5 separate regions of the Mus musculus genome follow, and regions 2, 3, 4 and 5 are each linked to region 1. Evidence: chromatin loops called from intact Hi-C (ENCODE). Cell type or tissue: left cerebral cortex. All regions are shown on one strand. Each heading gives the region's core, and the rest is flanking DNA. Links, peaks and the distances in the headings are about the cores only. Region 1 has its middle 51 kb from the start of Gm39163. Region 2 overlaps 5430403N17Rik (RIKEN cDNA 5430403N17 gene). Region 3 holds the start of 5430403N17Rik (RIKEN cDNA 5430403N17 gene). Region 4 has its middle 4.6 kb from the start of Gm35520. Region 5 has its middle 51 kb from the start of 5430403N17Rik.

Region 1 (6,406 bases), core at 708-5,707:
CTCGCAGATAGAGGTTATTGGTGAGTCCCAGTAACTAGTATTTAAGAGAGTGATACTGAATGAGATAAAGGTGGTTTAGGAGGGATGGTACAGGACTCAGGATGGAAAATGTGTAGTCAAAGAGTAGAAGAGGGAAAAGATGCACATGTAGAGAGTGGGCAGGGCAGGGCAGGGCAGGGCAGGGCAGGGAGAAGCTTCCACTGTGGAGCCACCGGGTGACACACCTTCATTCAAGTCACTGAAGCGTCTCTCCACGGATCAAGAAGTCTAGGAAGAGGTGTGTTTCCAGCTTTCACAAGCAAGAGTCCGACCTCCAGAAGAGCACTGACGTCTACTGAGACCGTCAGCCCGGGGATTTCTCTAGCCTCGTGCTTTCAGTCATGCTGGGGTCCATCACAGGGTTCCTGACTGTGACACAGTTGATCTTTTCAGTTATTTGTCGAGGAGGCTGCACTGTGCTTCCTGGCAGAGCACATAGTGATGGCCTCTCATTCCCCAGCAGCACCTCCCTTCTTATGCTCTGACAACCAATCTGCCTCCAGGCCAAGCGCCTATGGGAGGATAATATCACCTTGACTTAGACCCTCTTCTTTAACACATTATGCTCAACACTATTAAAAATATAAATGCCTAAGAGAAACAAATACACAGGTAGAAACCACTGTTGTGTTTGCTCATCCAAGCAGAGTGGGAAAACTGTTTGACAATAATTAATTGTGTACTTCAAAATATTGCATGCATGCATGTATACGTACACAAACACACCCACTCAAAAAATAAAAATAAACCTTTTTAAAAGGTATAAGCATACTTTATATTGTTATAGAAATAAATTATTCACCTCAGATTATTTTTTAAAATATACATGAAGCAAGTAAACTGAGTCTGAAAACCATATAATTTTATATAACATGGTTATCTAAAAATGTAGAGGGTTATATAAAATGCATCCATATTTGTGGTATACATGCCCATATGATATGGTGAATATATTTAATAATTTTGGAGGGTGGTTTATGTTTGAGCATCAAGTATTTGCTCTAATTGTTATGTTTTTTGTTTGCTTGGTTATGGGTTTGGTTTTTTGTTTGTTTGTTTGAGGCACAGCCTTGCTTTTATGTAGGTCTGGCTGCATACCATTTGCTAGTTACATCAGGTTGGCCTTGAATTTACAGCAATCCTCCTGCTTCCACATGTCAAATTCTGGGATTCCAGGCATTTGGCACCACATCCACCCTAATCCATAAGCTTTGGTCTAACCTGCTTATGAATAAGGAGACCATGCAGCACGCGACCTCCGTTTTATTCAAGAGGAGACATTTTGGGGGCATCAAATAACTGTTCTCTTGTTAAAGTACACATTTTTTTTTTAAAAACCTTACATCTTGTCTTTACTGACATCTCAAATAAACCCAGAGAAATAAAAAGTAGCAGACTACTGGGAAATCCCTGTCACTCTGTTAAAACTCTCAGAGGGAAAGGTTGTGGCAAACCGTAAATATGACAGCTAATTTCCACACTCCTGTCAGCTTGTGTGCGGGGGTTTCATTAACATGGGGGAACTGAACTGGGAGCCTGAAGACTGTCACTGAATTAATGAGCTTGCGTTCATTTTATGATGACAGATCCTTTAGGGCATCTAATCATGGGCCCGCGTGTTCAGAGGGAATGTCAGGCCCACAGGAAGACCCGGGCTGCGGTATGACCCAGGAGCTCTCAGCCCTCTCTGGTCTTCTTTGAATCTAATGGCTTCATTTGGTCATTTAATGAAGTGCATAGTCCAAATGACCCTCACACTTTTATTTTTTTTCCAGCATTGGGTGAGCTGTCTGCTCCCTATTCAAGCCTCTGTGACTCCCCCATCTAAGAGCCGAGGGAAAAGGGAGTACGTTCGCCACTTGGACGGAAGCCATGTTTGAAAGCATGCCCCCTGGAGAAGAGGCGTGCCATGCGATGGCAATGTAGATCAGTCAGACACTGGGCCGGAAACCGCGCTGTTTCCTGATCCGTGTTTCCGCAATCTAGAATCAGTAAACACAGAGTGCTGAACCAGCCACAGAACAGTGGGCCTTGTACTCAGCAAGGGTGAACTTGTACCAAACCACACGGGCAACAGTCATTGCAATGTAGAGAGGCCTGACTTAAAATGTAAGAAGTAGTCTGGAACCACGAGAACTGGAGAAAGGCCGCCCACATGAATAAATGAGTGTGTTACAGGAAATAGCCCTGAGTCCCATTTTAGATTAAATTCATTACACGAAAAATTGAGCTAACAAATCAAGTGCCCATTAAAAAATAATTCATTTTATGCTTCTCTTAAGTTTCTTCCCTCCTCTGGGACATTTAAAGTGCAATTGATTAAGTACTGAAGGCTGTAACCACAGCAGAACTGAAAAAAAATCTTAATTTCCTACACTCTATTTTCTTTCACATTTTTTCCCCTCAAAAACAAATACATGCTATTTGGTATTGGTGTGCCTCTGTGTGTGTGTGTGTGTGTTTAAGTAATAAAATTTATTTTAAAAAATACAGTGCAATATGTAAACTTGGCATTTTTATAAACATTTTTTCCAAAATAGATTTTATCCACAGCATCTTGAATCTGCCGCCACCACCGCTTGTGGGAGCAGGCCCGGCGTTTTTTGGTGGTTGAATCTGCACCAGCTTTTGTAGGCAAAGAAAGCTGAAGTCCAAAGAAGGGGAGTTGATGGGCCCACATGCACAGTTCTTCCTGGTACAGGTGAGCTCAAAGCCTCACACCACTTACACCACTCAGTATAGAAAAAAGAGCTCTCTAAAATTAAAGTGACAGAGGACATGACTACAAGAAAACTTTGGGCTGTGCATCACCTTGGGCCAGCACAATGAAGTACCAGAGACGGATGCAACAGAAACTTTATTTTGTCAGTTCTGGAAGCCGAAAGTGTGGTCCAGTTCTGGTGAGGGCTCCATTCTGTCATCTTCTCATGCCCTCACCTGGAGGCAAACAGCGAACTAGCTCTCCAGCCTCCTCTTATGAGGTCATGGGTCCTATTGGTGACATCATTATCTTGTAAGGGTCAGATCCCTTTGTGCCCTCACATAAAGGGTTAGAATTGTCAACATAGGGAACCTCAGGGGATTAGAACATTCAGGGCCTTGTAGGTGGTGACTGCTGAGTTGGGTTCTTGGATTCTAGAATGTTTCTACTGTTTTCAGTTAAGTCACAGGTACCCTTTTAATCCCTCAGGGCGAGGGATCATACGTACGATCACCAAACACACATGCTGGACTGGACAGCAGATAATAGTGCTAGATACAAGCAATTCTCACCTTCCTGGGTTCACCAGCAGGTACTGACTGCACGGAGTATCTGAGACAGTTAACGGTTACGTATTTCTCTGGGAAAAATTCCAATGCCGTGCTCAATTTTCTGCCTTCTGAATTCCAAAGCCAAGTTTGCAAGCCGAGTTGTATAGTACAAATCAATTCACCAGCTCCTCCAGCAGCAGTTTTCATGGTGAGAAAAGCAATTAAGATTTGGAGCAGGTGCTGCTTTGACTATTAATTATAAGCCCTGTGGAATGCAATGCAGTGATCAGGATGATTCCAGGAAACGTCTCACTTCAAATGGGAAAATGTTTTCTTGCTTTTTAAAGGGACAGTGTTCAGCAAATTTGAAGTGTAGATGTTTTAATATATGCAATATATAAAAAACTGGGCCTTTCTGAAACTTAGGTCACAAAAACCCCCCGATCGGTTCTTAATTTAATGACTCTGGGAAGAACCTGGAACTTGCAGACTCTTCTGAGCCTCCCGGTTTGAAAAATGAGATAAAAAACAAAATGAAATGGAAAACAATGAAATAGAATTCAGGCAGCGGAAATGCTGAGAGAAAAAGTCTATTCTATTTTCCCTTACAGGTGTGCCTCAAGGGTATTCTCAGATCCCAAGGGATGCAGGGAACACAGGATGGAGACTGGGCGCCATGAGATAATGGGCGTGACCGCTTCTCCACTGCGGGTGCTACTTTAGCTCCTAATGGCACCTCACAGTTGAGTGTGTATGGACCACCCTCAGCATACCCCTTGCTAATCAGTCCAGCATCTTCATTACACACCCTGCCTCTTCATTGCATCTCTGGAACAAGTTAAAATACAGCACTTCCAATCAGGCAAGAGAGAGAGCCTCAAACACAGACAGACATGAACACAAAACTCAGGTCACACAGAGTCTGTCAGCAAGCCATACCCTAATTCACAACAAACTGGAGCAGATGAAACCAGGGAGAGCAAGGGGCACAACAGAAGCACAGCCGGGGAAATGGCAGCATGAAGATTGTTTTCAGAGGGAACAGGAGACCACATACTCCTGGAGCCAATAAAACAGCTTGAAAGCATGACGATGGGAGGTTTTGGAAATTAAAACCATAATTATTCAAAAGGTGTGCTAAAAGAACTGGCAGATGTTAGGCACGATAGGCTGGAGAACAGAGCTATTGTCTGAAATGATAGGCAGACAGACAGGGGAGTAAAAGTTTTCGAGACTGGATCCCCAAAGTGTAGCATCTATCAAAAGAAGGGAATGGACAGAACTAACAGAAAAAAAAAATCTTCAAGAGACCAGAACGGTTCTTGAGCAGAGTTATACCATCAATGGATTCTATTTCATTTCTACTTTTAAAAATTAAGCATAGCAGTAATGGCAGTAAGTGGATTCCATTCATCTGATGAATACTGATACACGGGAGAAAGTCCCATCAGCCCGGAGCTGCAGCATCCTTCTTACTAGAGTTATAATCATGGCAAAGCAGGCTTAAGAAGATTGAGAAATCGCATGCTAACAAAACCCCTCAAGTGTAGCATTAATGTCAGGCAAAATGGAATCCAAGGGGAAAGAAGAAAATAAAAGGCATATTTCATTGTGAAAAGATGCAGCAGTCTAGGAAATCCTAACAGGAATCTACAGGCTGCCAATATGTCACCTGAGCTATGTAAATAAAGATGGCACAGCACAAAGGAAAATATGCAAATTTATTGCCAACTGAAATAGGTATATAGAATGCAAAAGGCACAGTTAATACACTTAATCTACTGGTCATAATTATCAGCCATAGGATATTATTTAAATATAAAAGGGTACAGATATAAGTGCATAATTTTAAGTACACAAATTATTTTAGTTGTCTTCTTCTTTTTGTTTGTTTAAACATAGTAAGTAAGTAAATTCTGAAGTTCCCAGGCAATCACAAATTAGATGGGTCACATTTACCACTCACACACACAATAGAATTAAGATTAAAGAGCAGAAAAATAAAAAAATTAAATTTAACTGAAGTTCAAGAACTCTAAAACATTTCTAGCTAAAATTAAAGTCAAAAGTACCATTTAGATATTACAGTAGCTCTGTGCTGTGACAAAGCTATCCAAGATCCATGTGAAGGGAGGAATGGGCTGGGGGATGTCTATCAGCTAAAACAGACCTTGCTTTGCGTGCCTGTGGCTCTGGATTTGATGCTCAGAACAGTTAAAACCAAACAAGCCAATAAGAGGACAGATTGATGTTGGCTCATGGTTACTGAGCTCTCAGGCTGTGGTCTTTTGACTCCATTGATTTTGGACTTGTGCTACCACAGGCACCAGGGCAAGGTGCCCATGTAAAACAAAACTGCTTTTCTAATGCTGTTTGAGGAGATGGGGGTGGGGGTTGTGTGTGAGGGTAGGGATGAGGAGAAGAGGGGAGGGAGAAGAAGCAGGGGGAGAGGACGGGGACAGAAGGGCCAGGACCCCAAGACATCTTTCAAGGTCATTTTGCAGGAACCAGTAACTTTCTTCTGCCTAGGATCTCCTACAGTGCCTACTGCCTTCCAAGAGTCCCACAAAGCCTTTAGGGATGCTTATGGTCCTCCAACAGACACAGTGAGCAGAGCACACAGAAGGATCTGCCAATGGAGGAGAATATCTAGACCTACACAGTCATTTTGTAAGAAAACGCAGAATTCTTTAGTATCCAGGGCCTGAAACCTGATTCAAATGGCTCATCCAAGTAGAGGAACATACTGACCCTGTATAAAGTCCAGGGTAGGCTTCAGATATTTTTGGACCTCCAAGAATATCTGAAGACTTGTTATTATTCTTGTTATTATCTATTCTTTTTCCCCCTCTATGTCTTCCTCGTTTTCAGCATGTTACCTGCGGTGCACAGAAGGAATTCTCCTTGTAAAGAGTCCCTGGCTCACTTCAGTGTGCCAGTTTGGAACATAGAGTGAACTGTTCCGTTTAAAATCCAAACAGTAATGCCTAAACAAAACTTTCATTCTAGAAGCAGAAAGGATGGCAAATAAAACCCTAACACAGGTAAACCAAGCAAGAAGCACCAGAAAAGGAAAGAGCAGCAGCAGCCAAGAAAACAAAATGTCTCTAACTCA
Region 2 (6,406 bases), core at 839-5,838, 150 kb after region 1:
CATGATCTAATTCATCTCTTGTCCTTCTGCCCCCAGCTCCTCAGTAAAAGTCGACATGCTCATTTATGATTTTATGAGTTTTCTGGCATAGCGTTTATTTGCTTATTTATGTGGTGTATGTACGTGTTCACATGTGTGTGCATATGGAAGCCAGAGCTGGATGCTGGGTTTCTTCCGTGGTCGCTCCCCACCTTGTTTTTTGAGTCAGGGTTTCTCACTGAAACTGGATATCCTCCATCCATCTAGGCTTGCTGGCCCAGGAGCCAGAGGGATCCGCCCACCTTTGCTTCCCCCTGGTTCTGGGGTTACAAATGCACTGTAGCCAATGCCCGCTTTTACATGATTGCTGGAGGTCTGAATGCAGGGTCTCACCCCTACACAGCAGCCACTTTACTGAATGGCCTATGTCCAGCCCTTTGATACATTTTTGAATAAGTGATCAGATAATTAGGTGAACCCTATTAGAAAGAATGTGCATGTAGGCTTATGTTTTTCAAAACCTACTTTAGTAAGGGTTCTCAAATTCTTTAATCTCCCTTTTAAACCCACCACCCACCAGAGGTAGTGGAAGAGAGAGGTGAATTGGAAACAGGGATTGTGGACCTGTTTAGAAATAATTCTTTGGAGCCATTTCTATCTTCATTGTTGTTGGCATTTCATCTAGGCTCCGCCCCACAGTTACCTGGCAACAGCCAGATGTGCCTGACTCATAAAAGGGACTGCTTGTCCCCTCCTCGCTCTCTTGTGCTGGCTCTTGCTCTTGTTTCTCACCTTCTCTCTCCATTCCCTTCCCCCTCTCTCCATGTGGTTCTGTCTCTGTGTCTGTCTGTCTCTCTGTCTGTCTCTGCCTTTCTCTCAACTCCTCTCCCTGAATAAGTTCTATTCTATATTGTCCTGTGGCTGGTCCCTCAGGGGGTAGGAATGCCTCAGCACGGGTCTGCAGAGGCACCCCCTTCCCCTACACCACATTGCGCCCCCAACCAAACATATCCTTCTTTTCTTTTTCTTTTTATAAAGCACAGCAATTGTCAGTTGTCCAGTCCACTAGCAAAAGACCAACTTGAACCAGCAGCGAGCAGCTGCAGTCCAGTCCACATGGCAATCACCACTCAGAAACCAACAATGGCTGCTCAGTCCAGAAGAAACGGCAAGACTCTGCCAATGGGCCCAAGTCCATGGACGCAGCTAGAAGCAACCAGACCACCACCTTTGGTACATCTTTCTCTGCGAAGTCACAACAAACAAAGATCAGTGAAGAAAGTGAGGTGAACCAATGCCACAGCATTGTCAGTACAGAGCAGAAAGGTGAAGCCCAACAAAGACCAGCAATGTCAGAGCATCAGCCACTGTCTGTTGGGTTATATCTCTACTCCTTCCAAAATCGGGTACCCTCTCAAGCATTCGCTTCACCAGTCAGCTTCTTGAAAAACACCTGTCTGTCTCCAGAGAAACACCCCATGACACAACTGGGTCTCCCATGAAACCAGAAATTCCCACTTCATGTGAATCACTGGGAAATGCTGGAATCCAATACAAGAAGTAGGGCTGGTGGGTAGTCAACACCTGCCACACCTTTGACCCACTGGGGTTTTCATTCAGAGTCATCTTTCCCCTGGTGGGATCCCAGTGAGCAACTGAACAGGTAGGGATGTGGAAGCCGGGCTACTCCTGCTCCGTGTGGGGATCCTGTGATGGCAACTGCTCGGAGGCTTCCTGACAGCCGGGCTGAGACTTAGTGCCGCTGTGCAGACTGAGAGCTGCCTTCCAACACTGCCTCCTCCTCACCTTTTACCGCGTCACAGCTACATCAGAGCATTTTCTCCTGCACCGTTTCCTCCAGTCTTTCTAGCACACACAGAGTTCCATCTTGACATCTGCTTCTCCAAGGGAATCCATCATTAGGAGCTAGAGAGATGGCTCTGCGGTTAAGAGCATGCACTGTTTTTGTGGAGGACCTGGGTTTGATTCCCAACACCCACACAGTTGCTCACAGCCATCCATAACTCCAGTCCCGGGACATCTGACAGCCTCTTCTGCACATATGTGTAGATAAAGCATTCCTACACAAATAAGTGTAACTAGATCCCAGCCCCAATGGTTCAAGGCTTCCTTTTATCTGTGTTCCATAGCACATTCATTTTTGATGCACTTATTGGAAATAATAGCTCTTTCAGAGTTTGGGGGATGTTTGTTCCCCCCCCACCCCCCTGCCCCCCGAGGTGCCAGCATGGGTTTAAACCCTTCTTAGCAAGTGATGCAGGGAAATTGTGCTGGAGAGGAGCCACAGCCACGGCATGGCACGCATGCTGTCTGCAGCTGCTTTCTGCTCATGGCAGAATGAAGCAGTTGCAAGGGATCTTTGCCGTAACTGCAGTTCTCTGCCATAAATGCTTCTCCAGTTTTGCAGATCTTGTGCACCTCTTTGGAAGGCTTCATGTTCCATGGCAGTGGCTTTCGTATCTCCAATGCTTCTCCCATCCCATGCTTGCTGAGCTGAAAAGATTCTTGCAAGGCTCTGAACATGCCCCGTTTGGCAGAGAAGGAGAGATGCTGGCAGAATCTCTCAGGTGATTTCCCTCCTTGTCCTTTGGTTCCAGGTCTAGCAATAAATCAAAACCTCCAGTTCCCATTGTTGGAGCTGAACAACAGTTGCCAAAGTCACCCTGTCCTATTCTGTGAAACCTGTGCGAGAACATCTTTGTTGGGATCATTATGCAAAGGATCTTGGGAAATGAAGGTCATACTATACTGGATTACCTGGGTATGCCCTGGATGTTGTCACATTGTCCTTAAAAGAAGGAGGCAGCGGAAGATCCAACAGGCATGAGGCAGAGACTGGAGCGATGCCCCCACTAGCAAGAACAGTAGAAGAGAACAGTGAGCAAGCTCTATCCTTGAAGAGGGGGCGGGGCAGAACAGACCTGAGGCTTTCAGATCCCCTGCCTCTACTGGAAATTACATCCCACTGCCCTAACCCCAACAGACACCTTTGAAAGAGCTCTCTCCTCTCCTTCCCCTTTCCTCTCTTCATCCCCTTCCATCCCTTCTCATCTTCCTCCTACTCCTTCTCTCCCCTCCTTCCTCTCTCTCCAAAGCAAGACATATATTGTAGGGAACAAACCATTACAAACTTCTGCTGGTTCTCCAGCTTCTGTCTGTATTTTGGGTCACCCCAGTAAAGATTGTCCCAGGACGCTCCAAAGGAGTCTTTTCTCAGAGGAACCTGGGGCAGGGGCAGGGGGTGGGGGTGGGGGTGGGAGGACTTCCTATAACCTAGCAAGGGTTTCCTCTATGTATCTTCTTGGACCCTAACTGACCAGCTCCATTCATGGCAGTCAATCAAAATGCTAATTATTAAGTGACCTGTCGCCCCAGCAAAGCACCTACCGCTCTGTGCTTTGAGGTACATGGCTGACTTTTGTAAGTCTGCTTCCTCACACTTCCTTCTGTGAGGTACTTATACAGCCATCCTCATTTTTACATGTAAATAACCTATGGTCCTGAGTATGAATTATTTCAGCAGCCAAAATGACAGTTGTCCCTGGTATACATATCTCAAGCTCTGAAAGGATTTGAGGAGACGAAGCTGCCTCTTAACAGCAGCCCGGGCACTCTGATGCTGGTGCTGTGATAATTTTCTTCACGATTTCCCACCTCTTTCCACCCAAATTTAGTTAACAAAAGAACAGGTACCCAGCCAGGTACAGGGTATTTTACTCCCTGAGATGTGCTGACACCTGCTGGCAGATGAAAGAATAACACCACCAAGGAATTTCATAAAAAGCCCTTGTGGGCCTTACAGGAAGTAGTAGGTTGAAGAAGGCAACCGAAACTTACTTGATGATAGTGATGAAGACAGGTCAGAAAGCCCAAAAGGATACCAGGGAAGCTGAGCGGACCCGGAGTCTAAGGTTAAGCATCTAGCCCGGTCGGACTCTCCACGAAACCTCACAAACCCTCTATTGCCCGGTGGCCACAAACAGCTTGGGTCCTGAGATGTAAGCGATAATACCTTTCACCTAAAGCCAGTAACAGAACTGCACAGGCATCCACCGGGTAATGCTGAGCAACGCCTCACTCCCGCTTTCCTGTCACATGTTCTAGAGCCATCTATAACCCAGTTACTGTTGATGCAAGGTGTGTTTAGGTGGTGTCTCAGTTAGGGTCACTAATGCAACGATGGAACAACACGACTAAAAGCAACCTGGGCAGGAACGGGTTAATTTGGCTTACACTTCCGCATCACTAGAGGAAGTCAGGAAGTCAGGTAGGGCTGGAACACGGAGGCAGGAGCTGATGGAGCGGACATGAAGGGGGACTGCTTACTGGCTCTCTCCCCAGGGCTTGCTCAGCCTGCTTTCTCATAGAACTCAGGACCGCCTGCCTAGGGAAGGTACCACCCACAATGGACTGGGTCCTTCCACATCAGTCATTAAGAACTTGCTCTACAGGCTGATCTGATGGAGGCGTTTTTTCCAACTGGGGTTTCCTCCTCTCAGGTGACGCTCATCTGTGTCAAGTTGACATAAAATTAGGCAACACAATTGGCCCTTTGTCAATTGACACACAATGCTTTTAAGACACAACCCTTCCATTTTGTGGTTCATCCCCAAGATCTCAGATAGATAAACATCACGAACATAAAACATGTTACAAACTTAAATTTTCACAGTCTTTACCAATTCAAACACTTTAAGAGCTATCTCTGTAAAATTCAATGTCTCCTTTATACATACACACACACACACACACACACACACACACACACATATATATATATATAAAACTTTTATTTATATGAGTACATTGTAGCTGTCTTCAGACACATCAGAAGAAGGCATCAGATCCCAGTACAGGTGATTGTAAACCACCATGTGGTTGCTGGGAATTGAACTCTGGACCTCTGGAAGAGCAGTCAGTGCTCTTAACCACTGAGCCATCTCTCCAGCTCCCCAAGGTCACTTTTAAATCTAAAATCTTGTCTAAGAACAGTCTCTTAACTGTGGACTCCTATAAAATAAGCTAAATACTTTCTTACTTCAAGAGGGAAAAAATAGCACACAGTCACAATCTAAGCAAAGCTAAGCCGTACTCCAACAGTATAAATAATTCAATGTGCAGTATCTGGGATTCACTCACAACATCCTGGGCTTCTCCCAGGGCCTTGGGTCACTTCTTCAGCTCTGCCCTCTGTAGCACACATGGCTTATCTTGTAAGCTTGGCCAGGACCCATGGCTGCTCTTCTTGGTGGTCATCCCATGATACTGGCATCTCCAAAATGCTGGGGTCTTCTACTGCAACCAACAGCCTCTCCTGGACTTTCTTAATGTTGCAACGCTTCAACTTTTCTTCATGGTCTCTTCATTCCTAGGCTTTCGCCTGCCACTGAGGCTGCACTTTCACCAATGGCCTCTCCTGGACTCAGTGCCAAGCAAGCCTCACCTGTTCTCTGTGGCCCCCTCATGACTACCCAGTACCACCGGGGTGACTCTCATCCATGCCCAAACTTGGCTGTCAGTACAAGGCAGAACCTTGGCTGCCTCTGAATACAGCTGGCATGTGATGACTCTAAGGACACACTTCCCAGATTTCACCTCAACGATGCTGGCCTCTTCCTAATCATGGCTGATTCTTTGGCCCCAGCCTACCAGCATCCACTGTCCCAGCAAAGTAAAGGTTTGTCTTTAGTGGTTTTGGTCTTTTGTTAATCACAGAGAATTCTTCAGCTTCATCTGACCAGAACCACAGATTCTTAACACATAAGGCCTGGTAGAATCTTTGCTTCCCTCTGAAACGTCACAAGCCAGGCCTCCATCATCTGCACTGCTTTCAACACTCTTATCTTCCAAGATCCTATAGAACATCCCACGGAGATCTCAATACTCTGGGCTTCTCTAGCCCAAAGTTTCAAAAATCCTTCCACAATCCCCCCCTAAGCAACATGGCCAGGTGTCTCACATTATCCCACTATGCTGATCCCAACTTCTGCCTTCCGGTTGCTATTGCTGTGATGACACACACTGTGACCAAAAGCAAGTTGTAGGGCAAAGGGTTTATCTGTCTTACACTTGAACTCTCATGGTCTATCACAAAAGGAAGTCGGAGAAGGCCGTCAAGCAGGGCAGGAACCTGAATGCAGAGGCCATGGAAGGGTGCTGCTTATTAGCTTTCTCTCTATGGGTTTCTCAGCCTGCTTTTTTATAAAACCCAGGACATCCAGCCTAGTGATGATCTTACCCACAATGGAATGGGCCCTCCCCTCCCCCACACTAACTAATTAAGAAAATGAGGTGCAGCGTGATCATACAGCATTTCCTCAACTGGGGTTCCCTCCATTCTCAGAGGACTCTTGACTGTGTCGAGTTGAAATAAAATTAGCCAGCATGGGTGGATACCAAACAGCAA
Region 3 (6,406 bases), core at 914-5,913, 130 kb after region 1:
GATTGTCAACTTTCTATAATGTCCCAGGCTACCCCGTAACAAGGAGCAAGGGTGTACCTAACATCCGCTAATAATTTGCCAACCACACAACAAACCATGCAGCTTGTTATCCACAGACTTACCATGCAGCAAAGCACACCTGTAAGAAACACCAGGCGAAGTATGGAAAAACCCACTGTTGAAAGGAAAACAAACACACAAAAAAACTGAACCCCTGTAGTATGCCATTGTATTCAAAGCTTTGCCAGAAAGAAAAGAACACACACACACAGACACACACACACACACAGAGACACACACACACACAGACACACACACACACACAGAGACACACAGACACACACACACACACACACACACACACACACACACACACACACACACGAGTATTATCTCACCTTCCCCTTTTCTTAGCCTTATGGCTGGATGATTAAGATTGCCTCTTTCTAGAAGATTTAGGAATGCCTATTCATCTAACAAATTTGACTTAGCTTCTGTTTTGATCTGAGCATTGTGGTAGGCACCCTAAAGAAAGGAATTAATAAGTGCCATTGCCTGCCTTTGAATTGCTCACCATGACAAAAGGAGGCGCAGACAGCAGTAACCAACCTGTCCAAACACACAAGGCACTACTGGAAACTATGAAATATATGTTGTCTCCAGGGTCAGGATCATAATTTTAAAATAAATAAATAAATAAACAAACAGGACTTCCCAGCTGCAAATCCTCATAAACAATCCCTTTCCCCCAGGACAACAGTCAATCTTTGGTAAGAAAAACAGGAAGCATCCAATTCAGGCTCCCGGTGGAAGGATGCAGGCTGAATATTCATTAGGGTGGGGGGTGGATGGGAGCAGGAGAAGGGAAATGGCAGGCAGCCAGGGACGCTCACTGCATCCCATCTCTCAAACTACCGAGATGTGGGTTTTTTTTTTCCCCTACAGCCTCCTTGGAAGAAGGACAGTGAAACTGTCCTGTTGTGATATGAAATATGACCACAATAACTAGGTTAGATAATAAACTATTCTTTATTTGCTAATAATTGTCAGCTCACAGGGTCTGTACACGTATTAACACTGAAACATTAAAAAAAAAAAAAAAAGAAAAGAAAAAAGAAAGAAACGTTTGCTTTCCACGCCGTCGTCGCCTAAGGGGAATAAAAAGAATTCGGAGGCTGCATAAAACTGTAATTATGATGCAACACAGCCAGGAGAGCTAACAAAGAATCTGCTTTCCCTTTGTGTTGTTAACTGAGTTAGTTCTTCCAACTTTCTGCTGCTGACAATGGTAACACTGGGCTTCGCTGAATGCTGGGTGGACAGGTAAGCCTGGGGGCAGGTGGCCCGAGGGGGAATGCACACAGCTGTGCTATAAGGCTGACTCTAGAAGGAGGATGGTCATCATTTTCCCTTCATTTCTCTGAAAAGGAAAGGAAGACATGTTTATGAGCAGTATAATTAACAGCTGGGTACCTTGTTGAATTAAGACATTATCACTGGATGAAGTTTTTTTAAAGGGGCAGCTAAAAAACTCCAAAGGCGAGTGACATGCTATTTCTCCTTTGGTGAAATTAGCCAATTAAAGTCAGATTTAGATGTGTGTGTGTGTATATATATATATATACACAAACACAGGTTTATTGCAAAGCTGCTGTCAGGTGTGTTCACTGGCCCCAATGACTGAGGCCATAAAAGTCACCATGGAAAGGGAAAGAGAGCAGAGGGGGAAGAGAAAACTCAGAGAAAGAGAAGGAGAGAAAGGAGAGACCAAAATGTCTGGATTACATAGGGAAGAGCCTCTGACAGAAGGGCAGCCCAGTCACTGGGCTGAAAAGTTCCGGGTTGGGAGCAGGGCATGCCATGTAGGGACTGAGGGATGCTGGGAGAACATGGACACCAGGTCTGCTTTGGTATGTAAAATATGTCCTAGGGTATGAAATCAAACAGTGACCCAGTGGGGAAGAAAAACGGACTTTACGATAAGAACTGAAAAATACTTGCTGGCAATGTTGAAGTAGAAGTTAAATGTATTTGGCTGAATTTCATAAAGGAAATCAATGTTCCCATTAGCTAAATCTAAGGTCATCTGAGTTCGTTTTCTAGTCCTTGACAATGTATAAGCTCCAACACCCCCATTCTTTCAGAGTGAGTCACAGCTGCCTCACCTTCCTTCCACCCCGCCTCTAGCCAGCATCCTTCCAACTCCCAGATGTGCACACAACCCTTTGTGTTCAGGTTTTTCCTCCCACATCTTCCTGGGGGAATAGGAGAGGGTGTGGCAGTGCTGGTCTGATTCCCTTACAGTTCCACTCTGGGGTCAGTCCCTCCTCTAGCTTTTAATGGGTGGCCATTCACACCGTGCTGGTTCCAGTGAGGTGGAGAAAGTTCCATGAGGCAATGCCACTACATCTGATATCACCTCCTCCCCAAATGATACTCAAGTGAAACTTCCCTCTCTCCCCACCCCCACAATATGTAGACAAAACCAATGTCTTCCTTCTCCATCCAGACTCATAAGTAGAACCTGGATATGAAGGAGACCCGAGAAAGCCATCAGCTGGAAGCAAACAGTAGTGTGGTATTGAAAAATACAGAGAGGTGTGAAATGTTGTAAATAGTTTGGGCAATGAGAAATAAACCCTGGAACCACACACATGCTAGGCAAGGACTCCATCCACTCAGGAATTTTGATTTGGTTGATTTGGTTGATGAATGCAAGGATCAAGGGCTTAGTATCTACACTTTTTTGAGGTTCCCTAACTCCCTTTCCTCATATCCTTCTGTCTTAGCCCTTCATATTTGCTTTCTCAAAAAGGGTACCATCTCCAGAAAGGAAAGATGAAGGTTACAGAGCTCTATAACAGAGCCCCAATGGGTTCTGTCTTCAAATAATAAAATATGTGCAACATGGAGGGGACTTCTCCACAGTCTTTCTGGTACTTTGAATGAGAATAGCACCCCCCCCCCAATATAAGCTCATGTATTTGTACTGTTATCACCAGTGGTATTATTTGAGAATTAGAAGGTGTGGTTCTCTCTCTCTCTCTCTCTCTCTCTCTCTCTCTCTCTCTCTCTCTCTGCCTATGGATCAGGATGTAGCACTCAGCCTACTACTCCAGCATCATGTGTGCTGCCATGATGATAACAGGACTACACCTCTGAAACTGTAAGCTAGTCCCTAATTGAATGATTCCTTTTCTAAGAGTTGCCTTCGTCATGGTGTCTCTTCACAGCAATAGGGCAGTAACTATGACAGTCCTCTTCCCAAAGCGAGAAATCCCACTCTTCTGAGCCACCCACCACCCAGCCCTTTCTCCACTTGAATGTGAGCATAGCAGTGGGCACACTCAGGTGTCACACTGACTTAGAATTCTGAGCTGCCTCTTCCTACGTGACGGCCCGATTTGTCAATGCCACTTTGTGATGCTCTTCTTACATGCTTCCGGTAGAATCTTGGCACGAAGTGTATCTTGTCATCACTTAGATGAGATCCAGAGCTACCAAGACATCTTCCCTAAGCCTGAATCCTTCAACACAGCAAAGCCAGATCTCCGGTGGCATGTCTGTCCTTCGTACCCTGCATCTTGTTTGTGGAGTCTTGGAAGCTTACCTTTGGCATTACAGTCTAGACATTTACATAAGAACTTATGAACACAGTGTTTTTCAAAGCATACTTTGGCATTTCATGTCATGAAAATAAAAGACGTAGGTTAGTATCCTCACCATTCTCTTGTCAGTAGGTTTTAATAAGGTTAATTTCAACATGGGATGGATGGATGGATGGAGGGGACTGGGTGGGGAGGGAAACAGGAAGGATTACGTGTAGGGAGGAGAGAGAGAGGAGGAATGGGGGGAGGGTGTTGGAGGAATCCCTGGGATGAGCTAGAAACCTAAGACAATGGAAACTCCCAGAAATCTACAAGAGTGACCCTAGCTAAGACTCCTAGCAGTGGGGGATATGGAGCCTGAAACAGCCACCTCCTGTAATACAGGAAAGACTTCCAATGGAGGATCTGGGACACTAACCCAGCCACAAAAATCTTCTACCCACAATTTGTACTGGTTATAAGGTATCCAAGAGTAAAGATAAAGCAGAAATTGAAAACATGGCCAACCATAGATTGGCCCAGCTTGAGAGCCATCCCATGAGAGTCCACTCACGACACCATTAATGATATTCTTCTATACTTGCAGTCAGGAAGCTTTACCCAGCAGCTAATGGAAACAGATGCAGAGACCCACAGCCAAACACTGGGTGGAACTTGAGGAATCCTATGGAAGAGTGGAAGGAAAGATGGAGGAAGCCAGAGGGGTCAATTACACTAAAGAAAACTGACAGAGTCAACTAAGAAGGGCCCATAGGAGCCCACAGATAATGAACCTCCAATCAAGAGCATGCATGGGAGAGACCTAGGCCCTTGGGCACAGATGTAACATTTGTGTATCTCGGTCTGGTCTTCCTGTGACACGCCTAATGTCAGGAGCAGGGGCTGTCTCTGACTCTGTTTACTGCTTTTGTGTCCCTTTCCCCTAATGGCCATGATAGATTTGCCCGGTCCTACTGCAACTTGATATTCTGAGGAGGGTCAATATCCATGGGAGGCCTCACCTTTTCTGAGGAGGAGGAGAGGGCACGGAGGGGGCGGGGGGGAGAGGAAAGACTGGAAGGAGAGAAGAGAGGAAGTTTTGCTAGAGATGTAAAGTAAATAAATAATTTTTTTAAATTGTCAATTTCAATATTATAGTGGAAGACAGCATTGTGTATCATTCAACAGCCTATAAGCAGCTCCTCAGATATGGCCATTCTGCCTCTAGAACCCGAAGGCTTCCAGACCATTAGCTATGATAGTCAATTTACCAATTGTCTTAGTTAGGGTTTTACTGCTGTAAACAGACACCATGACCAATGCAACTCTTATAAAGGACAACATTTAATCGAGGCTGGCTTACAGGTTCAGAGGTTCAGTCCATTATCATCAAGGTGGGAACATGGCAACATCCAGGTAGGCATGGTGCAGGCAGAACTGAGAGTTCTACATCTTCATCTGAAGGCTGCTAGCAGAATATTGGCTTTCAGGCAGCTAGGATGGGGGTCTTAAAACCCACACCCACAGTGACACACCTATTCCAACAAGGCTACACCTCCAAATAGTGCTACTCTCTGGGCCAAGCATATATAAACCATCCCACCAATTGCCAGAGTTAGCATTTATTTGCCCTTCCACATAACTTCATAAAGAATTATTTTCCAATAAATTATTTAATCTATCTGGGACCTGCTTTCCCTATCTATAAAACAGCTGTGACAAAAAGAAGATGCACCAAGAGAATAGAACCCTTCAAGGATCTACAAACTTTCTGAGCTCCTGGGAGAAGGTGAATGTATAGCGATCATCAAACTTCTGTAACAAAACAGCAAAATCTGGCTGGTCAAAACCACAGAAATTTATTCTCTCATAATTCTAGAGGCCTGGGGTCTGGGGTCAAGGTCTTGACAGAGTCCTGCTTCCTCTGGAGGTGTTATAGAAGGGCCTTAACCAGGCCTGTTACCCAGAGGACTCCAGAAGTTATTTAGTTCAAGTCAGCATGAACCTAGTCTTTATACGGAGTTCTCCATGTGTAAATGGCTGCCTCTTCTTGTGTGTACATTTGTATGTGCATATTCATGTGTATGTGCACATATGTGCATGAGTATGTAAGCTGAGGTTGGCTTCAAATGTCTTCCCCAATTATACAATATTCTTTTATGCATATATTTGACTGGGGGACTATCCAATTTCAAGGGACCCGAGGCTAGTGCCTTCTTCACATTTGCACCTCCATATGATACCATGCACACAAACACAGACACCACACACACAAACACAGACACCACACACACAAACACAGACACCACACACAAAGATGCTATACATAAGCATAAAGATACTTCACACAGGAACACACAAACAATACAAACATAACACAGACAACACAAATAAGTAGATACCATACACAAACACAGAGATACCCTACACAAACACACAGAGACACGCACACAGGCGCTACACACACAAACACAGAGACACCACAAAGCTATACATGTGTGATACTGAAAACTCACACAAAGATACCCACCCACTGCTCATTGATAGCCCTCCTAGTGTGGTGCTGTGCCCGCTAGGTTATAGACGCACACAGAGAATGAATTTAGCAGCCCTGCTCCGATGACTGCCCTTCTAGAATCTCATGCAGTCACACACATGCACAATAGGCACACAATTGCAACCATTGAAGCTTTTCTTGTACATAATAGGATGGGAAAAATCCATAATTCCTGGGATTAGGAAATGTTCAAAGAGTTTACAGATTACCCATGCTGCCAAATGTGAGTCAGCTGCTTTCCTTTAAAAAAAGGACCTGATTC
Region 4 (6,406 bases), core at 427-5,426, 170 kb before region 1:
GGCTGAGTATGCACCTGGGCTACGTCCCAGAGACGATTCTAGAATCCACAGTCACATCTCCCATCCCTCTACCGTGGGAAAACTGCTGAGCTCCAAGTAGGAGGACCCGCAATCTGATGAAAGTGATTCCAGGCCATGGGAGAATTTACTAGAACCCACATTAGGTGCAAGGTGTATATTAAATATATTTCTGATTTTTTTTAAAGACATCAGTAACTATAACAAACCAAAGTGCAAGGTTTAATATTTGGGGTGTAAGAATCCCAGACTGGTGTGAGCCACTCCTTTCTGAAAGAAGAGATCTCCCCCACCCCAGTCTCAGAGGGGCCTGGTTTATGTCTCTGGCCTTATTAATGTCTGAATTCATGGATTCCAAAATGTTTAGAAATGTCAAATGTTTTCTGTGTCTTGTCATACTGTGTGTGTGTGTGTGTGTGTGTATGTGTGTTGTTAGGGTGCTATCACACATATGAGAAAGCCTGAGTATTCAGATTTCTGTCTGAAGTGCATGCTTTTGGTAGTGAGCTACGTCTTTATTTTAATACTGAATCTCTGCTGTGTCGCTAAGACGTGGCTAAGACGTGGCAAGGGGCGCTTCGACTTTCAACTCTGTCTTGAACATTCACTTGGATAATTACCTTTATGTTGGCTCCTTCACGCAATGGAACTCCCCAAGATGAAAGACATGAATGGAGGGGGGATTAGAATTATCAGAGAGAGAACTCTTTTGTTTCCAATGGAGGGTGTCAAGCAGAGGGCTTTAGCGACCACGGGACAAACATTCTAGATCCAACTTTTATCTTCAGCCTTAAGTTGAAATTTAAAGTGCAGTCTAACTAACTATAAAGAGCTCTTTATTTGGAAAGGCGTCTATTGAGGCTCCGTTCTTCCTTATATCACATTGTAATGAAAAAGTCAAACATTAAGCAAACCCTGCCTGTAGGCACAGTAGCCCGTCCTGCAGACATTTTGCTATACAATGAAAGGCTTAGTGTGGATAAACTAGTGGCTTCAGGGTTTCTTCCCAGGTAAAGTCTGGTTAAATCCACCGACCACAGGCAGATCCCTGATTCACAGATTCATATAAAGGCATGTGTGACTTTATAGACTCTATGGATGTAGAAATAGCTATACCTAACCATTTATTATGTATCTCATTAAACCTGTGCTAAGAAAAACCTTTCCTACTGTAATTCCAACCAGAAACATTTGAATTGGACTGTACAGACAGTTCTCATAAGTGCCAGGTTATTTTATAAGGCTGAAAAGGAGTTTTAAATAAGCATATAAAACTTCTAACTGAGCCATCCACCAAAGAGCATACAAGGGCTGGCTGGACCAAAGCCCCAGGCACATACGTAGCAGAGGGCTGCCTTGTCTGGCCTCATGGGAGAGGATGTGCCTAATCCTGCAGGGATTTGATGCATCAGAGTAGGGAGATATGGGGGGGGGCACCATCTCAGAGGCAAAGGGGAGGTGGGATAGAGGGAGGGACTCTGGGGGGCTGGGAGAAGGGCAGTGTGTGGAATGTAAATAAACAAATCAATAAATTAATTTAAAAAAGAAAACTCATTTTAGCACCCGTCTTTGAAACCTTAGCAACACACTTTACTAAGATTATGAAAAGTCAGCAAAAATCGCAAAGCACCCTGGGATCTCACTTGATGTGCCCTACGCAAGAGCACTGGACATTTCTCCACTCAAGGAAGTTTCTATGAGCAAATGCACTGATGCCCGGCATCTGCAGGGGACTGTGTTCTGCTGAGTCGGCTCAAGCATAAAACGAGAAGTTTCCATCAAAGTCAAGTTAAGATTGATGTTAATTTACAAGTTTTCAGTTGGATTGCCCTGGGGCTAAGAGATCGTGAACATTCTTGGGCCAGATGTTCCCACTCTAGAGTGATAGTCATTTTCTGGTTATTTGGGAAAAAAAAAACTGAGTTGGCTTCTGGAACATTTATCTAAGTACATGGCAGGACCAGGAAATATGTCTATTGACATTCGAAATTAAAAAAAAAATGTTTGCAGCTAGAAGAAAAACAGGAAAAAAATGCAGTGTTTCTTAAAACGGAGTCTCTCGGATGCTGATAGACACATCTCATCTGAACTGTGGACAGCGTTTCTGTTTTCTGTTTCAGTAGCATAGATGGAAATTAGCCAAAAAAAAAAAAAACCCAGAAATTTAAAATTACTATAAAACTGCTCTCGATTTTTCTAATTAAAGAGCAGGTTAGTCTGCTTCATAGAAGGGCTAAATTAGAGAACACCTAATAAGAAATACAACTTAAGGCAACCCCTGGCAGGAGAAGGTGAGTCAAATTAAAAGACTGAGGTTTTCTTTTTCAATACTAATAAAGAAGGCCCTTTTAAGTCATTCATTACTCCACATAAAGCCTTCTACTGGACTGCTTTCCTGTATTCTTTTATAGAAAGTACATTCACTTTAATATTTATGTAGACTAAGCGTGCCCCTTCTTTGATGATCACTAACTGGCTATGTGGCCTCTCTGGAGTGACACCAAAACCTAAATCAAGAGTCCAAACTAATGTTACATTGGCTGTTTCAATACTGTGGTAGTTAGAGTTCAAATCAACAAACCCTGTTTGCTTTGCCAATAACAAGACTGGTAGAGTTGCTGGCTTTGGGGAGACATAGCATTTAATATTTTCAGAAGAAAAAAGAAAAAAAAATCGAGTGTAACAATGCACATTTCGAATGTGGCCACCAGAGGTCTACTGACACTGCAGAGCGAGCAGGCTGCAGGAGCGTGGGCGCAGACTGGTGCATGCGTACTCTGCCTGGTGGGGCCAGAGACTCTCCAGCCCTGCCCTGGTCTGCTGAGTCAGAGCTGCTCTGTAACCCCCACAGGTGACTCAAGTATGCGAGGGAGTGTGAGAAAGACTGCTGCCAGGGTTGAAAAGGAAATGTGGTGTATCCCGTGTGTGATGGAGATTAAGATATTTAAAAGTCCAGGCAAAGGCAGGGCATGGAGGCACCCATATTTAATTCCAGCATGTGGGCAGGAGGCAGAGGCAGGTGGATCTCCTAGTTCAAAGCCAGTCTGGTCTACTAGTGAGTTACAGGACAGTCAAGGCTAAACAGTGAACACACCTCACCACCCGCGCCTCTCTCTCTCTCTCTCTCTCTCTCTCCCCCTCCCTCTCCCCCTCTCCCTCCCTCCCCCCTCTCTCCTCCCTCCCCCTCTCTCTCTTTCTCCCTCCCTCCCTTCTCTCTTCTCTCCCTCCCTCTCCCCTTCTTCCCCATTTCCCCCTCCCTCTCCCCCTCTTCCCCTTTCCTCCCTCCTCCCCATATTTCTCTCTCTCTCCCTCCCTCCCTCCCTCTCCCCCTCTTCCTCATTTCCCCCTCCCTCTTCCCCTTTCCTCCTCTCCCCCCCCCCACTTTAAACATTTTTCCTAACAATGTTACAACTCAAAAGCTATTTTCTTTTCAAAACGTTCTACCTGGACCTGGTGCCACAGAACTGTCATCACACATCTTGAGATCAAGAGGCAGGAAGGATCACAAGGTCAAGGCCTGCCTGGGCTACAGAGTGAACTCATATCAAACAAGACTGCCTCAAAATAAAAGATTAACATGGGTTTGGAGGTATAGATCGGTGGTAGAATATTTACTTGGCATGTGTAATGCCCTAGCTTCAAACTCTGGTACAAAATCATTTAAGTGACCAAGGCTGTATTTTTAATTTGCAATTTAGCTTCCAGATATTTGAAGATGAAGAAGCTCTAAATATCACCTAACATGTACAGGTCTAAATGTTCTCGTTTAACAGAAGAAATTATCTGACCAGGACTGAAGTGGCATTCCACGCTCAATATAAGATAGTTAGCTGTCTTTAACTAGAACCAAGTTCTCCAGAGGTGTCCCTGAGGCTGCAGGACCTCACTCTTGTATGGAGGTGGGGCTAAGCTAGGGAAGCATCATGGGAAGGGCAGGCTTTGTCCATCAATCAAGATGTGCAGAGCCCTGGACTCAGAGGTTCCTCTCCTACTCCAATGTGCCAGGATTCCTTCAAGTATATCGAGACTGTTAGACTGATTTTTCTCTGTTCCCCATATTTCTCAGGGACAGGGATGTCTCCATGGTTCTCTGTGTTACCATCAGTATACTCCCAACAACTCTGTCTTCACAGAATACATATCCAGTCACTGAGTCTGTGTCTCTCTCTCTCTCTCTCCCTCTCTCTCTCTCTCTCTCCCCCTCTCTCTCTCTCTCTCCCTCTCTCTGTCTTTCTCTGTAGACCTGGCTGACCTCGAACTCCCGGTGTAGATCAAGCCCACAGAGGTCAGCCTGCCTTTCACTGTAAAGGCATGCAACACCACACTGGGCTCTCACTTGGCTCTTCCTTAAATCAATCCAGCCAGCACTCATAGCCTCCCCTTCGCTGCCATCCTCCCAAACCACTGTACTTTCCCTTTAAATGGATTAGGCATAACTCCAATATCTACCACCTCTCTGTACAACACGCTACCGCCATGGTTCTGCTGGATCTTCCGCTCAGTGGCCTATGTCTTCCTTCTTACCTGGGAGGGAAGTTGGATTTAGAGGCTGATCAATCTCCAAGTAACCTGGGAACGAGACCACCCAAAGGAACCTATCAGCTAAGAGCGTCAAATTTCAACCTGTGGTTTTCAAGTCACACATACAGCAAACATTCTATTTTTGATACCCTTGTGGTTAGAACATTTCGCAGAATCTCTTCTACTTTCCCCTAGTCCCACCACAACCATGAGTAGCACAGAGAGAGCCACGCCTTGCCTTTTCTTCCAGGCAAGATCTTTCTTCGTTCAAACTAAGCTTGTCACCGAGGAGGAACAGCGCTGTGACAGGTTCTCAGGTGGGATTCTCACCATGCTCAGGTTCTAGGCATATGAAAAAGTTTGGGTCTCGCCTATGTTAGATCTGGTTGGCTATCTGTATGCACAGAGAACATGTTGGTCTGCCCAAGAAAGTCTTTATACACCTCTGGGGTGTTTTGAATGAAAATGGCACCCCGAGGCTCACAGGAAGCACCACTGTTAGGAAGTCTGGCCTTATGGGAGGAAGTGTATCACTTCGGATGGGCTTTGAGGTTTCATTTGCTCAAGTCAGACCCAGTGTCTTAGTTAGGGTTTTACTGCTGTGAACAGACAGCATGACCAAGGCAACTCTTATACAGAACAACATTCAACTGGGGCTGGCTTACAGGTTCAGAGGTTCAGTCCATCATCATCGAGGCAGGAACATGGCAGCATCCAGTCAGGCATGGTGGAGGAGATCTTCATCTGAAGGCTACTAGCAGAATACTGACTTCCAGGCAGCTAGGATGAGGGTGTTAAAGCCCACACCCACAGTGGCATACCTACTCCAACAAGGCCATACCTACTTCAACAGGGCCACACCCTCTAAGTGCCTCTCCCCAGGTCAAGCATATACAAACCATCCCAGAGCCCCCAATGAAATGTTTTCCTTTATAAAAGCTGCCACTGTCATGGTGTCTCTTCATACCCATAGAAAGCCTAACTAAGACAGCCTTTTGTGGCTTTTCTATAGGCAAGTTGCCTCAGTTTTCTGCCCATCTCCTACTTGTTCTACAAGAGTCTTCTAAGATCCATTTTGCTTCCGTCAGATCTTTGTTGCATCCAGAAGCTGTTTCCTAGTAAAAATAGGCTAACCGTGTCCAGGCTACAGAAAGAGAAAGAATGAGAAGGAAGACCAAAGCAGTCAAGTAATCCTAACAAGATGCTCTAGGTCTCACAGGACATGGGTATGGGGTCCGCTGATGACTGTTTGTGGTAGTCACTGAAGTTTCTCTCAAGGTAAGGATATTTAATATGCACCTTGTCTTGGAAAGAATCTTCCATCCAGGTATACTTCATTGACACATGTTTAAGCACTTTGAAAGCCCCGTTAAAAATCCATTAAAATTACTATTGACGTTGGTGTTCTTAATATAAGTTTGGCTGATGTCACTGGGCAGTGGTGGAACATGCCTTTAATCCCAGCACTTGGGAGGTAGAGACAGGGGGATTTCTGAGTTTGAGGCCAACATGGTCTACAGAGTGAGTTCCAGGACAGCCAGGGTTACACAGAGAAACCCTGTCTTAAAGCCTCCCCCCCCCCAAAAAAAGTATGGCTGATGCCCCACTTCCTGTAAATAAGCAAGACTATGGGGGATAGGCTAGTTTGACTCCCTATCAGCTGTTGAACTCTCCTTTGCTGCCCTTAATGTCTTGATAAAAAAGACTGTCAATCAAAGCTGCTGGCCAAGACTACCTTTGTGCCAGCATCAGCCTCTGTGAGTGGCTTGAGAAAGCCATGCAGTAATAGCTGCTTGCTTTGACTTCTGAAGGTGCAGCTGCATACTGAGCTACTCAAAACAGTTTGTACCAGATGGCTTTTGCTATC
Region 5 (6,406 bases), core at 748-5,747, 82 kb after region 1:
CTTGTCCCCGTTCGTTGATAAGCCTCTTCACCATTTGCCTCTGTTTGGAATTAGGATCAGTTTTAGATCAGCATGCATCGATTATACAAAATAACAGATTTCAACGTGATATTTTCATACACGTGCATTATGAACTTGTTTCCTGTTCCACCTGTGGCTCTGCTTTGTGCCTTCTTCCCTCTTCCCTTGCATGTCCTCTTCGGACTGCTTCTCAGGTGACTTGCATCTATATTGTCATAGCTGAGAACTAGACAGAAAAATAAGGAACTAGAGCAGTGGCTCTCTACCTTCCTAACGCTGTGACCCTTGAGTGCAGTTCCTCATGCCGTGGTGACCCCCCAACCATAAACTTACTTCCATTGCTACTTCATAACTGTAATTTTGCTACTATTGTGAATAGTAATGTAAATATCTGACATTCAGGATCGGTTTCCATTGTTACAAATTGACACAAAGAGGTTATGACCCACAGGTTGAGAACCACTGAACTAGACAGTACATGGAACCAAAATAATTTCCCTTGTCACATGTCCACAGGATGGAGGCTCCTATGGCTGGTCCTCTCAAGGCCTCTTCATTGGTCCTTACTCACCCACATGGAGCCCAAAAGCTAAATCTTTTCGAGTACTGGCCCTTTGGCATCTAGTTATTCAGCCATTTGTTTATTCAATCACATTTCAGAGTTCTCAAACACCTCCTCTCTGCTCTTCTCAGAAAAAAATAAAACTGAACTCATTAAAAGCACACGCACACACTACTGAATCTTGCTCTGTCTTTTGGATCTTAGGTCTTTTAAAAGGAGAATTCTCAAGTTGCTTTATAATTGTATATTCCAGACCTATTTTGATACACAGTGGTAGATAGGTGGCATCAAATCCCAGATTCAAACAACGCCAAATGGATAATCAAATTCAATAACACCACATATTGGATAGTTCATATTTGTTCCATTTACTAGAGCAGAATTCTTTAGCATATATTTAATGTGCATGGCTCTGTTTCTGTGTTCTGTTCAGCTCTCAATCCATCACACACACACACATACACACACACACACACACACACACACACACACACACACAAAACTGCTTAAACTCACTCTTCTGTCAAAATACATTTGATATTCAGTTTTCACCCAGTCGATGAACAGCCCTACCTAATTCAAAGTCTCTCTATCAAGAGTGCCTTTACTTCTCCTTAATCAGAATGCCGTTGCCTCCCCATCTGAGTCCCCACCCCAGTCCGTGACGGGCAGTCAGGCAATGGGCAGTTGTTTCAGTGGGAAGTTTAAGTGGAGATTCATCATTATCATTATCATCCTCATCTTCACTATGTTGTTATATCACAAGTTAGCTACTTATTGCAGTGCATCATGGGCACTAAAGCAATATTAGGCTGCATTAATAATTAGAAGAGTGCTCATAAAATGATAGACCATGGTCACAGGATCTCTCAGATCTGGAATTCCAGGCTCAGAGCTGGACGCCCTCCTACAGGGAAAATGTTACCCAGCTAGACGATAGACAGAGGACAACTAGAACCTGGGACACATGAAGACAATGGCTGGTCTTAAGAGTCTTGGTCCAAGATGCAGCTAATGGTTGCAATTGTACAAAAATTCTCTTTCGTTATAAGAAGAAAGAAGTTAAAGAAAGCTAATGTGAGTTCTATGCTGAGGTGAAATGTGCAGATTGATTTACTGAATTGGTTTGTGGGGTGAAGGATGCCCAGACCATGGAAGGGATCCAGCTGGATGTGAAAGAACTTGGCAGTTGTTTGCACTCAGTGGGTCATTGTGATCTTATTAATGTGGCTTTCCCTCCTTTCATCCCCCAGTCCTCAAATTGACCTTTTTTTCACAATGATTCTGGAACTCCCAGGCTACAGTGGTCCCATGCCTTCCATTTTATGAGTTATTGTCTCTGTAGATTCATAATTTTCTTTCTCTGACTCTAGTCACTATTCTTAAATATTTTTTAATTCTTTGGTTATGTTTTTCATACTATAAAGAATTATTGGAAACATGGGCTGAGGAGGTGTCTCGGTACTTAAGAGTGCTAACTGCTCTTGCAAAGGACTGAGGTAGAGTTCCCAGCACCCGCATGACAATTTACAACTGCCTGTGACTCCAGTCCTAGGGGATCCAGTGCCCTCCCCATATACTTGCACACGCTTGGTCAATAAGAACTCAAACAAGCACATGCATACACATAAAAATAAAAGAAAATCTGAACCTTTTAACAAATTTAAGGATTATTCCTAACAAAGAAGGAAGGGAAGGCTCATTTTAGCCCAGGGTTTGGAGGTGTCAGCCCGTGGCTAGATCCACTGCTGCTAGGAGCTAGAACATCACCCTGGGAACACGGTACAGCAAATCTTATTCTATAGCCAGCAGGAAGCAGAGAGTGAAGAACAGTGTGGGCGGGCATAAGATCGATCCTTCAGTGGAATTCTTCCAGTGACTGTTATCCTCCAATTCCTAGCTTCTACCACCTCCCAATAATGGGATCAAACTGTGAGTCCATCAGTGGACTGATTAAGACAGGAACCCCATGGTCCAAACACATCTCCAAAGCTCCATCTCTAAGCTTTGCACTGAGACCAAATGTTCAACCCACAATGCAATTGGGGGGACACCTCATATTTAGACAACAGCGCAGCATCCAGCCCCGTCCCTTGTATAGAAAAGAAGTTTAACCATACATATTTACTGTGTCGTAATACGCTGGCCAAAAAGCTTACTATTCTATCTATTCACTAAGAAATTCCCAATGCACGTTCCTGGGTCCTGCTTCAGAAAGCCCCACCTCTTGCTATTGATCACCTCTGAAAAGCTCATTTCCATGTATTTTCTCCCCCATTGTATTTTTTTTAAAGAAAACCCTTTTTCTGACAGTAAGCCTTTTTCTTATTTAATGTGTGGTCACAATCGTCGACAAGAGGGGAACAGATGGCTGAGTTGGAAAGGAGACGATTCCAGGCTGTCTGAGGTTTAACAACACTAATGAAAGGAAATTTACCAAAGACATAGAAAGGCACGGGCGTTTGAGATGTTTTAAAGCCCAGCCCACTGCGCCTGGCAGCTCCTCTCCCCTGGCTCTCCCCCACCCTTTGCCCCTCAGAAGAACGTGAGGTTGCCAAGCTGAATCTGATGTAGCACAGTACTGTGGCTCTCCTAAGCACAGGCACAGGACTGGCTGGCTGGGATGCCATTGTCTTTCAGCAAATTATCTTGGCATGGTTCAGCTGCCCAGGCTGTGCCTGGCTACACCTGGCTGTGGTCCCAGATCCCCTGATGTGACAGCTAAGCAGATAATGTAATGCAGCATGGGGGGGTGCTTTATTCCATTGTGGGGGCAATTCTACTTCTGAGAGGCTATTTCATAATTCTTACACCTGCTCCATTCTGTTAGCATACGCCTCTCAGCCCCCTGCCTCTTCTCTCTCTCTGATTTTCTTTGAATAGAAAGCTTACAAAATGGCCCCATCTGTTTCTATCAGTCTTTGTCCTCTAAGGAAACCTGGCATTACATTAACCACGAGGACATTCGTCCGTTGGTCACCTCCTGGCACAGGGCAGTCAACTGCATCCCCCTAATGAAATGCTGGTGTGCTTTGACAAGGTCATACTGTATTGCTGGCTGGCCACAAGCACAAGCCAGTTCTCCTGTCTAGGCCTCCCAATGCCGGGATTACAGATTTGCACCATTGTGGCCAGTTTGGGCTCCTGTTTTCTTATGTTCTGGAGAGAAAAGGCTGTGAAACAGATGAGAATCCTCAGAGAACATGAGGCGGCAGGTGTGCATGGGGCCTGGATTACCTGAAGATCTACAGAAAACCTGAAGAAAGACTGAGAGGGTCTGTAGCTACCAGTCTCACCAACCTCATTTGACTTTCCAATATTAATTGCTATAGTGGGGAGACCTGAGGACCCGGCACCGGACTTAATTTAGATTTATGCAGACACAGCCTAGGTTTTTCAATGGGAGCAACCAACACTGATTATCTTACTATCATGATAATCCTGAAGTGGGAGGAAGAGGTTGACACAGGTGGGCATGGTCTGAAGATGGTTAGACTAGCGTCTGAGGGAGAAGTTGGGCATGCATAGAAGACATTTACTTCACCTTCGAGAAGAGACCGAAGGTAGACTAGACACTGAGCCAATCAGCAGAGAAAGGGGTGTCAGAAGAAACAGGGCATGGTCCAAGAAAGACAGATAAATACTAAACCAGCGTTATCAAAGATGCACAACCATTATCCAGTAGGTTGCTGGGCAGCACCCGTAGGCCAATGGAAAGATAGCTAGATAGGCTACATCGTAGAAAGAAAGACTTCCTGTACCAAATGAATGGACTGTGGCTAAAGTGGGTAGGGATAGGGAGCTGATCCTGGTGTGAGAGCTGTAAGCAAAGAGTGACAGGTGACAGGGTCAAGCTATCTCGTCAGAAACTTCTCTCTCTCTCTCTCTCTCTCTCTCTCTCTCTCTCTCTCTCTCTCTCTCTCTCTCTCCTTGATGTTTCTTGAATGCACCTGCAAACCAGCAACTTGGAATTGGTGATTGTCACACCTCAACCTCCTAAGACATGGGGTCGGTTCTAAGTGTCTGTGCCTCTGTGAGTGTTATCTTCTCAACGAGAGGTATATTCTAGCCCTCATGTTCGAAATCATAGTCTCTGCCAACATCCATGATTTGAGATCGATAATTGTCCATGACCATCAACCTGATCAAATTGATACATGCCTAGGAGATGAGGGAAATCCACCTCTGGTTGTGTCTGTGAGGGTGTTTCCAGAGATGATTGGATCCTGAGGACTCTGACTTAGAGGACCAATAACTGTTTAGATGGATTTATAATAAGATGGCACTATTGGAAGGTAGGGAAATTAGGAGACAACATTTAGCTGAAGGAAGCAGGTCACTGGGGCCATACCCTTAGCTAAATCTTGCCTAAACCCTATTCTCTGCTTCCTGGTCACTATTGTGTATACTATTTGACTCAGTAGCCTTTTCTTGGCTTAAAAATTGACACTCTTAAAATGGTGCTTTTCCCACTCAAAGTTTTGTTAGTTATTTTGGTCACAGTAACATGGAGATTGTGTGTGTGTGTGTGTGTGTGTGTGTGTGTGTGTGTGTGTGTGTGTGTGTAATTCAGGTATTAGTTATGTTTTCATTATTGGCTTTTCCCATCCACTTGGAATTAAACTTAAGACAGAGGTTTCTGTGTATCTTGTCACTATTTATATCCTAAGTTCCCAGGATAGAGCCTGGCATACAGTATAATGTAAGCAGCAATAGTTCAAAGGGGAGATGATAAGGGCAAATAGGAGAGTGGTGTTGGGATAAGAAGAACAGGATCTTCGCGTATATTATATGACTTCCCAACTGGTTGAAAATGTCGGTTGAAAGAAAGGGAATGATCAGCCTTTAAGAATTCCCTGAAACAGATGAAAATATAAAAGGATGGAAAAGGAAGATAATGACGAGCCCTGTTAGACTATTTTAAAATGAAATTAGTTGTAAAGTCTTGTTCTAGTTAGTTTTAATGTCAGCTTGACACAATCTCCTAGGAGGAGGTTTGTTTTTTTGTTTTTTGTTTTTTGTTGTTTTGTTTTTTGTTGTTTTGTTTTGTTTTGTTTTGTCTTGTTTTTTCAAGACAGGGTTTCTCTGTGTAGCCTTGGCTGTCCTGGAACTCATTCTGTAGACCAGGCTGGCCTCGAACTCAGAAATTCACCTGCCTCTGCCTTCCAAGTGCTGGGATTAAAGGCGTGCCCCACCACGCCCGGCTGGGAGGAGATTCTTAATGAGGAATTACCTAGACCAGCCTTGATTGTGGGTATGTCTGAGGCTGTCTTGATAGCTTATTGACATATGAGGATGCAGACCACTGTGGGTGGCACCATTCTCCAGACAGGGGGTTCTGAACAATATAAGAAAAGAGAAAGCTAGCAAAGAGTAAACAAGCCAGCATGAGTGGGTGTATTCTCTTTTTGCTCTTGACTATGGATGTCGTATGACTAGCCGCTCAAGCTCCTGCCTCTATTTCCCCAATGATGGACTACCATTTGGAGTTGTAAGTCAAAAGAAACCTTCTTCTCCCCTAAGTTGCTTTTGTCTAGGTATTTCATCCCAGCAACAGAAATGAAACTAGAAAAGGTGTTCAAAGTGGAGTCATAGGTGGCAGGTAGAACCACCCACAGAGCCCACTGTAGCATCAGAGGTCACCAGACACTGATGGATACAGATCTCAGGAGCCAGAAAGAACTCTATATCATGCCAGAAGCATGCAGAGGAGAAAAGCTCCTCGTACATTTGAGAGAGAATAATTAAATTTGTGGGTGGTTCCAAGTTTCAGTCCCAAGGGCAGTCTTCCCTATTAGGTGTCATCTGAGACATCCCAACAAG

What was found. A loop is a pair of places that touch in the nucleus more often than their neighbours do. Peaks named below come from ENCODE experiments on the same cell type or tissue, not always from the same donor. Only the 100,000 strongest peaks of a DNase experiment are listed, where the experiment ranks them.
Region 2: it touches region 1 in a loop (2.2-fold over the local background); 5 of 42 quality-filtered maps call a loop at or near these places.
Region 3: a loop joins it to region 1, with 2.4 times the contacts of the local background. A loop is called at or near these places in 2 of 42 quality-filtered maps.
Region 4: a loop joins it to region 1, with 3 times the contacts of the local background. A loop is called at or near these places in 10 of 42 quality-filtered maps.
Region 5: it touches region 1 in a loop (2.4-fold over the local background); 3 of 42 quality-filtered maps call a loop at or near these places.

What each region holds. Positions count from the first base shown.
Region 1 is chr8:36,012,094-36,018,499 of GRCm38, reverse strand. No RefSeq gene overlaps it. Among named protein-coding and RNA genes, the nearest start is that of Gm39163, 51 kb to the left of the region's middle. In left cerebral cortex, for the core only: a CTCF peak has its summit at 3,328; a DNase peak (open chromatin) is centred at 3,416; H3K27ac peaks cover 233 bases.
Region 2 is chr8:35,857,752-35,864,157 of GRCm38, reverse strand. It overlaps 5430403N17Rik (RIKEN cDNA 5430403N17 gene), which reads left to right. Exons shown (of 3, transcript NR_046181.1): 3 at 1-73. Among named protein-coding and RNA genes, the nearest start is that of 5430403N17Rik, 22 kb to the left of the region's middle. In left cerebral cortex, for the core only: a CTCF peak has its summit at 3,743 (motif pointing left); DNase peaks (open chromatin) are centred at 2,382, 2,762 and 3,741.
Region 3 is chr8:35,877,770-35,884,175 of GRCm38, reverse strand. It overlaps 5430403N17Rik (RIKEN cDNA 5430403N17 gene), which reads left to right and starts at 1,219. Exons shown (of 3, transcript NR_046181.1): 1 at 1,219-1,323. In left cerebral cortex, for the core only: no CTCF peak of the experiment used is centred there; DNase peaks (open chromatin) are centred at 1,239 and 3,375.
Region 4 is chr8:36,180,699-36,187,104 of GRCm38, reverse strand. No RefSeq gene overlaps it. Among named protein-coding and RNA genes, the nearest start is that of Gm35520, 4.6 kb to the left of the region's middle. In left cerebral cortex, for the core only: a CTCF peak has its summit at 2,720; a DNase peak (open chromatin) is centred at 2,850.
Region 5 is chr8:35,930,576-35,936,981 of GRCm38, reverse strand. No RefSeq gene overlaps it. Among named protein-coding and RNA genes, the nearest start is that of 5430403N17Rik, 51 kb to the right of the region's middle. In left cerebral cortex, for the core only: no CTCF peak of the experiment used is centred there; DNase peaks (open chromatin) are centred at 2,462, 2,694, 3,006 and 3,275; H3K27ac peaks cover 1,746 bases.